Regions from separate parts of the Homo sapiens genome. Here region 1 is linked to region 2. Evidence: read pairs that join two places in POLR2A ChIA-PET (ENCODE). Cell type or tissue: PC-9. All regions are shown on one strand. Each heading gives the region's core, and the rest is flanking DNA. Links, peaks and the distances in the headings are about the cores only.

Region 1 (5,387 bases), core at 296-5,295, 190 kb after region 2:
TGTACAATATGTGAGCTAAGAATAATTATTAAATTTTTACATGGCCGAAAAACAATCAAAAGAAGAATGATAAAGTTTTTGCTTATTCAGTAAACGTATTGTGTGTAGCTGCTTTTGCACTAAATGGCATAGCTGACTAGTTGCAAAAGAGACCACATGACCTGCAAAACCTAAAATATTTATTATTTGGCTCTTTACAAAAAAAGTTTGACCCCTAAAACATAAAATTAAGAAAATGAAAAGGTAAGCCGCAGATTGGAACAATACATGGCCAAAAAGGATATTCACTAAAAGGATGTATATTCAGAGTATGTAAAAGAACTCCTACAAACCGATAAGAAAAAGACAGACAAGCAAAGATGTGGTCTTTTTTTTTTTTTAAAAAAAAGGGGGGGGCAAAATTCTTGAATAGGCAGTTAACAAAAGAGGATATACAAGTGACCGATACACATATGACAAAGTGCTCAACATCATTAGTCATTAGGGAAATGCAAATTAAAACCACAATGAAATACCACTCCACACCAATATATACCCATCAGAATGGCTAACGTTTGGAAGCTTGACAATATCAAATGGTGAAGATATGGACCAACTGGAGAGATAATTGGTATAGCTACTTTGGAAAACTCTTGGGTAAAATCTACTAAAACCAAACCTATGTCTATTCGATGGCCCAGTAATTCCACTTCTAGGGATACGGCCATCAAAAATGATGACATTTGTCTACCAAAAGACTTGTACAATAAGGTTCATAGCAGCTTTATTCATGATAACTCACAAATGGAAACAACAGAAATTAGAATAAATATATATCATACAGTGATACGCAGTGAAATACTATGCAGTACTGAAAAAAGTAAACCACTGCTACACAAAAGGGCTTGGATGCATCTTTCAGACATATGTCAAAAAAAAAAAAAGAAATTTACACAGGAGTGCATACTATGTGGTCACCTTTGGGGAAGGGATTGTTAAGTGGGAAGAAGCCTTCTGAATGTTTGATTTGAATGATGATTACATGGTTAAACAGATATGTAAAAACAGTGTGAGATTAATATGTGAACATAAAGCTTTTGTACCGATTGCACGTATGTTATACTGCAACAAAGATTTAAACAGTCAAAAAGTAGAAAAAGTATAAATGAAAGTATGAATAAGGATGGCAACATAACTTAGCTATGTATGGTATGAATGGGAAAAGGGGTAAACAGAAGAATTTGTTCAATTTTCCAAATTGTGAACATTGGTTATATTTATCCATTTCCTGTTTGGCCAACAGAGAAATAATTATTCTGAAATTTTAACGTACTTACTCATTGCAATTCCCGAACAGATGCCAACATGATTTTGTCCTTGAACCATATTAATGGCTGTGGCCATATGAAAGTCTCTATCTCAGATAATTCTCAGTCATCTACCTCACTTATGTCTGTATAGACACTCCAAGAAAGAGAAAGAGAGAGAGAGGGAGGAAGGGAGGGAGAGAGAGAGAGAGGGAGAAAAGAAACAAGAAAAGAAAAGAAAAAACTTTTCTCAAAGACAACTTTTCAACTTAGAGAAAAAAGATGAGGAACGTGAGAAAGTCCATAACATGGACAAAGAAGAACTGAAACGCCTTTATTGAGTGTAGTGGATTGAATGGTAGCCCCCCAAATGATCTATTCATATCCTAATGGCCAGAATCTGTGACTATGACCTTATTTGGAAATGAGTCATTGCAGATGTAATTAAATTAAGGATTTTTTTTTTTTTTTTTGAGACGGAGGCTAGCTCTGACGCCCAGGCCGGAGTACAGCGGTGCGATCTTGGCTCACTGCAACTTTTGTCTCCTGGGTTCAAGCGATTCTCCTTTCTCAGCCTCCCGAGTAGCTGGGACTACAGGTGCGTGCCACCACGCCCAGCTAATTTTTTGTATTTTAAGTAGGGACGGGGTTTCACCGTGTTAGCCAGGATGGTCTTGATCTCCTGACCTTGTGATCCACCCGCCTCAGCCTCCCAAAGCACTGGGATTATAGGCATGAGCCACTGCGCCTGGCTTAAGGATCTTTAGATGTGATCATCCTGAATTACTCAGGTGGACCCTAAATCCAAGGATAAGTGTCCTTATAAGAGACAGAAGAGAAGACATGGGCACACAAAGAAGGCCATGTAAAGACAGAGGCAGAGATTGGAGAGATGCAGCCAGAAATGCTGATGCAACCCCCGGAAGCTGAAATTGGCAAGGAATGAGCCCTTTCCAGAAGTTCCCTGGAGGAATGTGGCCCTGCTGGATTTTGGACTGCTGGCCTCCAGAACTGTAAGATAACATATTTCTGTTGTTGTAAGTTACCCAACTTGTGGTAATTTGTTACAGCAGCCCTAGAAACTAATACTAAGAACATTACCTTCCTCAGCCCGGTGAAACTTTTCTATTTCTTTAAATTTTGGAGGATGGGAAAATGGGATTCAGAATGACAGAGATACAATGAGCAGGGCCTTTGCACGAAATGTTCCCTCTGTTGGAGTGCTCCCCTTCTTCAAACTTTTACTTTGCTACCGTGTCTGCATCTCCCCTGATGCCCTTGCTTTCTTTTTCTCCATAGAATTTATCTGACACTGTATATTCCTTCTTCTTCTTCTTTTTTCTGAGACAGGGTTTCACTCTTATCACCCAGGCTGGAGTGCAATGGCATGATATCGGCTCACTGCAACCTCCGCCTCCCTGGTTCAAGTGGTTCTCCTGCCTCAGCCTCCGGAGTAGCTGGGATTACAGGCGCCTACTGCAACGCCTGGCTAATGTTTTTGCATTTTTTAGTAGAGACGGGGTTTTGCCATGTTAGCCAGGCTGGTCTTGAACTCCTGATCTCAGGTGATCCGCCTGTCTTGGCCTCCCAAAGTGCTGGGATTTCAGGCGTGAGCCACTGCGCCCGGCCTGACACTGTATATTCTACTTGTCGTTCCTTTCCTGTCTTCCCCCACTATATTTCACACTCCATCGAGCTAAGAACATTCACCTTTTTCCCCCTTCTGTCTCCCTGATGCCTGGTGCTCAGTAAATATTTGTTGAATAAACTAGAAAATAAACAAATGCGCAAGTGAGTGAATGAATGAAGGACCAGTGGGGATGGCACACACACAAAGCTCTCAGGAGGAGTGCATGATGCTCTTACATATTGTTGAAGTCGTGTCCTCATTTGAAGAGGCCTGCTTCTTTGTTATTCATTAGATAAAACACACAGCTGTGGGGTTCATCTCATAGCAGCCAATGTTCCAAACCAATCCCACTTTTCTCAGGAATGATATGGTCTGGTCCACTGTTCATATTTGCTGATTGCATTCTGTCTCCCCAACCTGGATTGTGCCTCCCCATTTAGACATTCTTTTCTTCATTTTCTGCTCCTGCGGCAATGTTCATTGGCCTTTATCTCCCATCTTAAACTGGTGGGCAATTTACTGGGCTTTACCATACTGAGAAAATGTCTAGGTTAACCTAGTCCAAATAAAAGTGGAAAGTTTAATTAAGACAAAATTCAGGTGAAAAATGAGGAAGGAAACTTTAGTAACATTCTTTGAATATCTAATACGTGCTGGTTCCTTTCGTATGTATTATCTCATCTCTTCATGTCAACCCAGTGAGATAATATCATTAACTACCACTTATATCTGCTTACTAAGTGCCAGCCCCAAGCACTTTGCATATATTATCTAATGCGTATCTTTATTTAACAACCCTATGAGATAGGTGCTATTATTATCCCCATTTTGGGATTAAGAAAATTAGACTTAAAGAGATTAAGTAACTTCTCCAAGATCATACAACTATAGTCATGTCAAAGCCAGGATCCAAATGCAGGCAGTTGGAGGTTCAGAGTCTGTGCCTTAAACCAACAAGCTGTAATAAGCCAGTAGATTATTAGTTGGCTACTGCAGGTTATGTTATCTCCATCTTACAGATGAAGGAATCCGGAAAAATAATAATGGTTTTCAGTGTCACGTAGCTAGTAAATGGCAGAGCCAATATTTAAACCCAATCTAAACCATATATCAAACTGTTGATGTGTGTGTCTACAGGGTTATTTTCAAACGCATCTCAAATTTAGTGTAGCCAGAACTACACCTAAAATGACTCTTCCCCAGGGTTTCTCAATCTAAGCAAGTGGGATCTCCATCTACTCATATCCTTCATGCCGTACGTCCACTCAGTTTGCCAACTTTCACTGATTCTGTCTCCAAAATAGACACCAAAGTCCATCTCTTATATCTGCCTTCATTTCAACCATCCTTTCTTCCTAGTCCACTGCAATAACTTTTAATTGCTCTCCCAGTTTCTACACTTTCCCACTTCTAATTCTCCCCACGCCAGCCAGACAGAATGATTTTTTAAATGGAAATCTGATTATGTCATTTGCTTGCATAAATCCCTCTAAATCTTTCTTTTGGGGGTTCTGGTAAAATTTAAAATCCTCATACTATGGTCCTTATCTGACTGCAGCTTATTTTCCAACTTGTTCGTACACCTTAAGGATATTGGCCTTCTCTCTAATATCATAGGTACCATGATATCTGTCAACTCATAGATATTAAGTTCCTTCCTAATATGGGGCCTTATTATTACTATTATTATTATTATTATTACTGCCCCTTTTATTATGTTCTTTCCTTCCTTTCTATTACCTCTCTTTTTTACAAAACAGATTTATAGCAATGTAATATAGAAATGTAATTCACATACCATAACATACACCCATTTATGCTATACCATGCAATGGTTTTAGTCCATTCACAGAGACCCGTATCATCACCACGATCCATTTTAGAACATTTTTATCATCCCTAAAAGAAACCCTATAGCAATTAGCAGTCACTCCCTGTTTCCTCCAACCCCTCTAGCCCTAGGTAGTTCCTAATTGACTTTATGTCTCCATGGATTTGCCTATTCTGGACATTTCATCATTTCATATAAATAGTGTTATACAATGTGTGATCTTTTGTGACTGGCTTCTTTCACTTAACATAATATTTTCTTTTCTTTCTTTTTTTTTTTTTTTGAGATGGAGTCTCACTCTGTTGTTCAGGCTGGAGTGCAGTTGTGTGATCTTAGCTCACTGCAACTTCCATCTCCTGGGTTCAAGAAATTCTTCTGCCTTAGCCTCCCGAGTAGATGGGATTACAGGCACCCACCACCAAGCCCAGCTAATTTTTGCATTTTTAGTAGAGACGGGGTTTCACCACTTAGGCCAGGCTAGTCTCGAACTCCTGACCTCAGGTGATCCCCCTGCCTCAGCCTCCCAAAGTGCTGGGATTACAGGCATGAGCCACCGTGCCCAGCCTCATAATATTTTCAAGGTTCATCCAAATTGTAACACATATCAGTTCTTCACTTTTTTTAATGCTAAATATTATTC
Region 2 (5,387 bases), core at 135-5,134:
ATTTTACATAAAAGGACACTTGTCTCAGAGAAGTTAAGTGACTTTGCCAGGGTCACACAGTGCTGAAGTGACACAGCAGGCTATTTTGGCTCCTAAGCCCTCATTTTATCCACTGCCTGGGAAAGACAGCAGGGTTTCCTACCAACACAGTGTCTTCTGCTTCCTCTACCATAGACTTGTTCATGAAGTGCTATCATACTCTCCCACCCATCCCCGGCTCCTCTTTGCCAGTGGCTCCAGGCCCAGACCCATGCAGCCTTCCACGCAGCCCGTTCTGACTTCCTCTGAAGTCAGCCATCCAAGTAAAGTTCACTTGAAGCAGAACCGCAGGAGTTTCCACTCCGCAGAGGACTCCAGTCTTGCCAAGTTCTCCACCAGCCAGGCTCCTGGAGGTGGGCCTCGTGCATTCCCATTGCATAAGTGTTATTCCAGCTAGTTCCTGGAATTGGAAACATGGCAAACCATTCACCTGGTGGGGAAACTCTTGCCTGGGAGGGATAGTTGTTTGGTTAGCTGTGCCTTCAGAGCCCTTTCTAGGAGACCAGTTTGTAAAAAGATTTGTTTAGCAAAGCCCAATTCTTAAGTCAAAGTTGTATTATTTTCCCTATTGTTCAGTAACCCAACACGTACTTTCCCACCCAGTGAGCTCTCAAATCCACATTAGCATCTTCGGTCCTAGTTCAGGCCCTCCCCACCTCTGACTGAAATCACACCATGGCCCGCTTGCTGGTCTCTGAGACGAGACTTCCTGCTTCCTGTACCGTGCAGCTCTGGGCCAGCCTCCACATGGCGGCCAGAAAGATCTTTCCAAAGGCTAATCCTATTACATGAGGCTCTAGCATAAAATCCTTCAACCACTCTCCAGCACCTGAAAAAGAAATATGTCCCTACTGTTTGAATTATTTGCAATGAGAATGTATTATTGTTATAATTTGAAAGAAAATGTTTTAAAATGCTTATTGAGCTATGCTCCCCCATTCCTAGACTACAATTTTCTTGAAATGGGAAAAGCATCTTTTTTGTCTCTATATCTGTAGAACACAGTTCAGTGCCCTACATATAATAGATAAGTACTCAAGATATGTTTATTAACATTCAATAAACTGATACCAGTTAATCAGAGCTCATGATGAGTAATGAGATATTCAGTGTAACTAGACTGGATTGATATAATTCTAGCCAAAACAGTTTAGGCAGTGTGTGCAACACTATCTGAGATAAAGGTATATTTCCTTTATAATTTTTGATATTGAAAATGGTTCTGCCAGATGCAGTGGCTCATGCCTGTAATCCCAGAAATTTGGGAGGACAAGGTGGGAGGACTGCTTGAGCCCAGGAGTTTGAGAATGGCCTGGACAACATGGCGAGAACCCATCTCTAAAAAAAAATACAAAAAAATTATCCTGGTGTGGTGGTGCGTGCCTGTAGTCCCAGCTACTGAGTAGGCTGAGGCTGGAGGATCCCTTAAGCCCAGAAATTTTAAGGTTACAGTGAGGTATGATCATGCCATTGTACTCCATCCAGCCTGAGTGAGAGAGTAACACCTTGTTTCAAAAAAAATTAATTGTTTTAAAAAAAGAAAGAAAATGGTTCTTAGACCTTCTCTGTCAATTCATATTAGACTAGAACTCTAGATTAGAGTTCATTAATTTCTCCAAGTCACTCTTTTACTGATGAAGGAGTTAGTGCTCTTCACATTGCCTAGGGGCTCTCATTTTTATGAGCTCCCAGAGCAGAATCAGGTAACGAATGGAAATTGCTAGGAGAACAATTTCAGCCACATGCTCTATACGCTCATCTATTTAGATCTTCAATTATAGTCTTTCCAGCAGCTTATATCTCAGGGGGTCAAATCTACATTCTGCCCTACTAGCTCTGTGACATGTAGCAAATTACTTCTCAAGACTTCATGTTTTCATCTGTTCATGGGTTAGTTGCTAAAAATAAATGAAATGATATATATAAAATGTTCCCTATATTGGCTGATGCATTCTAGGAACATAGAAAACCCTTGAAATTATCAAAATTACTTATGCACGAGTCTATTTCTGTATTGCAAGATTGGGCACCTGAATTGGAGGAACAGCGTTTCTCTCATCCTATCTTCCTCTTCGCCTTCCTAGGTGATGATCCTGAATTGATTGGGTATTCAGCTAATTATTTTGGAGAGGAATTGACATAAGGTTTGGATGTATTGCACCACTGACCTTTAGCAACAACGAGGCCAAGGCTACAGGAATAGCAGTGAACCCTAATTTAGGCTTGCATCTGCCAGGCAAAGAAAACATGCTGCCAGGAGAAAGCAGTAGATGGTTTAATCTTCCAAGAGGTCTTCCTGAAGAACATTTTATTCCATTTCTTAATGAAATTGCCCAAATTTTGGATTTATCCTGCAGTTCCAGAGGCTCAGAAACCTGATTTGATCAGCCTCCAAGAGCTGTTCCTTCTCTCCTACACACCAACAGTAATCTCCTGGAAGCTGTATTACTCAGATGTTACTATACAGTGAGATTAAGAAGCTACCAGCACATGAACGTGGAATCCTCACATTGGCCCAGCCAAGGCATTCTCTCACCCTGGCTGCAGTGCTTGAGATGTCACGTTCACACTCTGAAGGTTGCCAGGTGAGTGAGGTATCAGCACAAGAGGAGTTACATAAATAAACCATCTAATAGCACCCAATTAAGATAGCAGCACGTGATTCCTAGCTCACAGCATGGATAAAACACCAACATTTCCCTCCATTGTGACTCTGCTTTTCTTTTTTCTTCAAATAGATTTAAGATCTGTGGTTGGATTAAGATCAGCTGACTCTCACCGACCTGGGAGCCATCCTGTCTCCTCACTAATCCTCTTGTCCCTATCTTAAACTTTAACTCTCAGAGGATAATTTTGTCACATTTCCAAGGTCTCTCAAGGAGTTCCTTGTGATCCTGCGTACTGGTAACAATGGTTCTCCTTAAAAATAGTCTGCTACAGTGAAATGAACATAAAAATCTATAGTCTAGAAACCCAAGTTAAAAATAAACTCAGACGCTTTGACTTTGATAAAATGAACGTCATCATCTGTTAAATGAGAATGAAATGCTAATAACTACTCCTCCAGCATAGCGGCAAGGGTCAAGTGAGGTCAGGAGTGTTGTCTACCCCATACAACATGTTAGGCATTATTTTTCTTCTTCTTATAGTCTGGGAATAAGAAAGACACAATTTGACTCTCATTAAAGCAGTTTGTAATTGACGCAAGCAGAAAAACCACCTTTCAAATATGAGACAGGATGAAACACTCAGCCACTAAGGAGCTGTCCTCTTCCAGACCATCCACATCTCTTTTGTATCTGAAATACTGGCCCCAGAATTCCCTAGAGGATATGTCTGAGGAAACATTTGGATGAATTTCCTAAAGACCCGTCTGGGGAGAGGTTCAATGTTTTTGCCCCATCTTGCATATAAACTTGAAGTTTCAGTGATATGAAAGCCAAGAATTGGGTGGAGATTCAACCAGAAAATAGCCAGACTTTCTAGATACCAGAAGGAGTTCACTTGGGGTTGGACTGATTTAGCCATCATGTAGTAGCAGACACATGGATTTTTTTTAATGAGTACTAACCAGCCCACTCCTCGTAGAGTATGAACAGTATTTGGCAAATGAATCTACCAGCTAGATGGTCATCATCTGGGGTCAGCTTGAAAGTGGCCACCCAAAAAAAAAAAAAAAAAAAAAAAAAACGCGAGGTCCTTGCAAAATAACAGCTGTTTTTAACTGCAGAATGGTATGCTGTTGAAACCAAAGCAGATGTTGTCTTATAGCTTTTTCATTCTATGACCAGCATTGACTCTGATGCCTCATACTTCCTAACATTGCTTCAGCAAGATAGATCTTGTGACCATAATCCCCTGGTGCCAAGATCATTTTCTGTCTTCTTATCTTTGCTCATCCTGTTATCTGTCAACAATTAGCAGGGAAGGAGGGAACACAGTGTCTTATCTATAAATCCCTAGTATCTAGCATGGTATCTAGGGCAAGAAGTAGCTTGAGTGTTGGGTGGGTGAATGAGTCAGTGAATGAATAAATGGCAAGTAAACAAATGACTAAATTAGTGAATGAATAAATGGCAAGTAAACAAATGACTAAATTAGTGAATGAATAAATTAATAGAAGCCTGTGCTTTCCTTCCTCAAATATAAACTAATTGACTTTCTTATTTTATTCTACTATGGACCAAACTGTGTGATTTTGATCACACAGTAGGAAAATACATCATTGAAACCTAAAAGATCAAAACAAGTTTTATATTTATTGGGTTTAATTCCCAACTGTCCAGTGATAGCCTAGGAAGCCTGGCCCCAGAACTAAGCTCTAGGTACACTGATTAGGTATGAGCTCTGAACAGCAACCCATTCCCTTAAGGTGATGGATTGATTTTTAATCAATGGAGACATCAGGTTGTGTCTCCATGATGAATGACCTAAGTCAATGCCACTTCTCTTCTTATGTCAGAACAGGATCCACAGAGACAAAAACAAACTGATATTTTTCAAGTGCCCAGATCCCTGTGCGTTTCTGACAACTGCTGTGTAATATAAACATCGTTATCCTTCATTTTACTGCTGAGAAAGCTGAGTATTCAAGAGATGATGTGACTTGCCCAGAGGCACATCCTTAGTTCACGGATCTGAGGTCCCAATCTCGACCTGTCTTTGTTCTTTCCACCCAATACTTGAGACAGCTAGGCCAGTGATTCTCACACTTGAGATACCTGGGGGTATTTTTAAAAACAAATTTCTGAACTTTCCCCTCAGATGTTCTTATTTGATAGCTATGAGATGAGGATGAGAATTTGTATTTCTAACAAATTCCCCAATGAAGGTAATGATGGTGGTCCAGGGGTCACACTTTGAGAGCCATTAGCTAAAGTGTTAGAAAGAATTATTAACTATAGTTAATAGAAACCAAGTGGAAATAATGTGAGCCAAAAGGAGCATTTTATCATAAGAATGTAAGGGTATGTCCTGAAACACAAAGCAAGGAACATAATTTGGTATGTTCCAGAACATACCAAGTAGGTTCCAGAACAAGTAGGTTCTGGAACCAGAAACTTGTCTCTAACTCCATCTTTCATCTCTATTTCTCCGTGAAATGTGTTTCATTCCTTGCCCTGCACTTATACTTGTTTCCAAATCTGTCCTGTCCAGATAGACAACATGACTAGCAGCATCTTCTAAGGTTATACCATTCAGAGCCATCAGCCCAAAGGAAGTCTAAGCCTCTCTCACTAGATCGCTTCCAAATTCCCAGAGACTGACCTGAGTTCTTGACATTCTTGTGCACCCAACTATGGTATGAATGGGATTGTACAAAGTAGCTACCAGAGTCTCATCACTGT

What was found. Peaks named below come from ENCODE experiments on the same cell type or tissue, not always from the same donor. Only the 100,000 strongest peaks of a DNase experiment are listed, where the experiment ranks them.
Region 1: POLR2A ChIA-PET joins it to region 2 with 5 read pairs; 4 of 35 experiments call an interaction of 5 or more read pairs at or near these places.

What each region holds. Positions count from the first base shown.
Region 1 is chr1:56,588,477-56,593,863 of GRCh38, forward strand. No RefSeq gene overlaps it. Among named protein-coding and RNA genes, the nearest start is that of PLPP3, 12 kb to the left of the region's middle. In PC-9, for the core only: no CTCF peak of the experiment used is centred there; a DNase peak (open chromatin) is centred at 2,255.
Region 2 is chr1:56,394,151-56,399,537 of GRCh38, forward strand. No RefSeq gene overlaps it. Among named protein-coding and RNA genes, the nearest start is that of LINC01767, 18 kb to the right of the region's middle. In PC-9, for the core only: no CTCF peak of the experiment used is centred there; no DNase peak of the experiment used is centred there.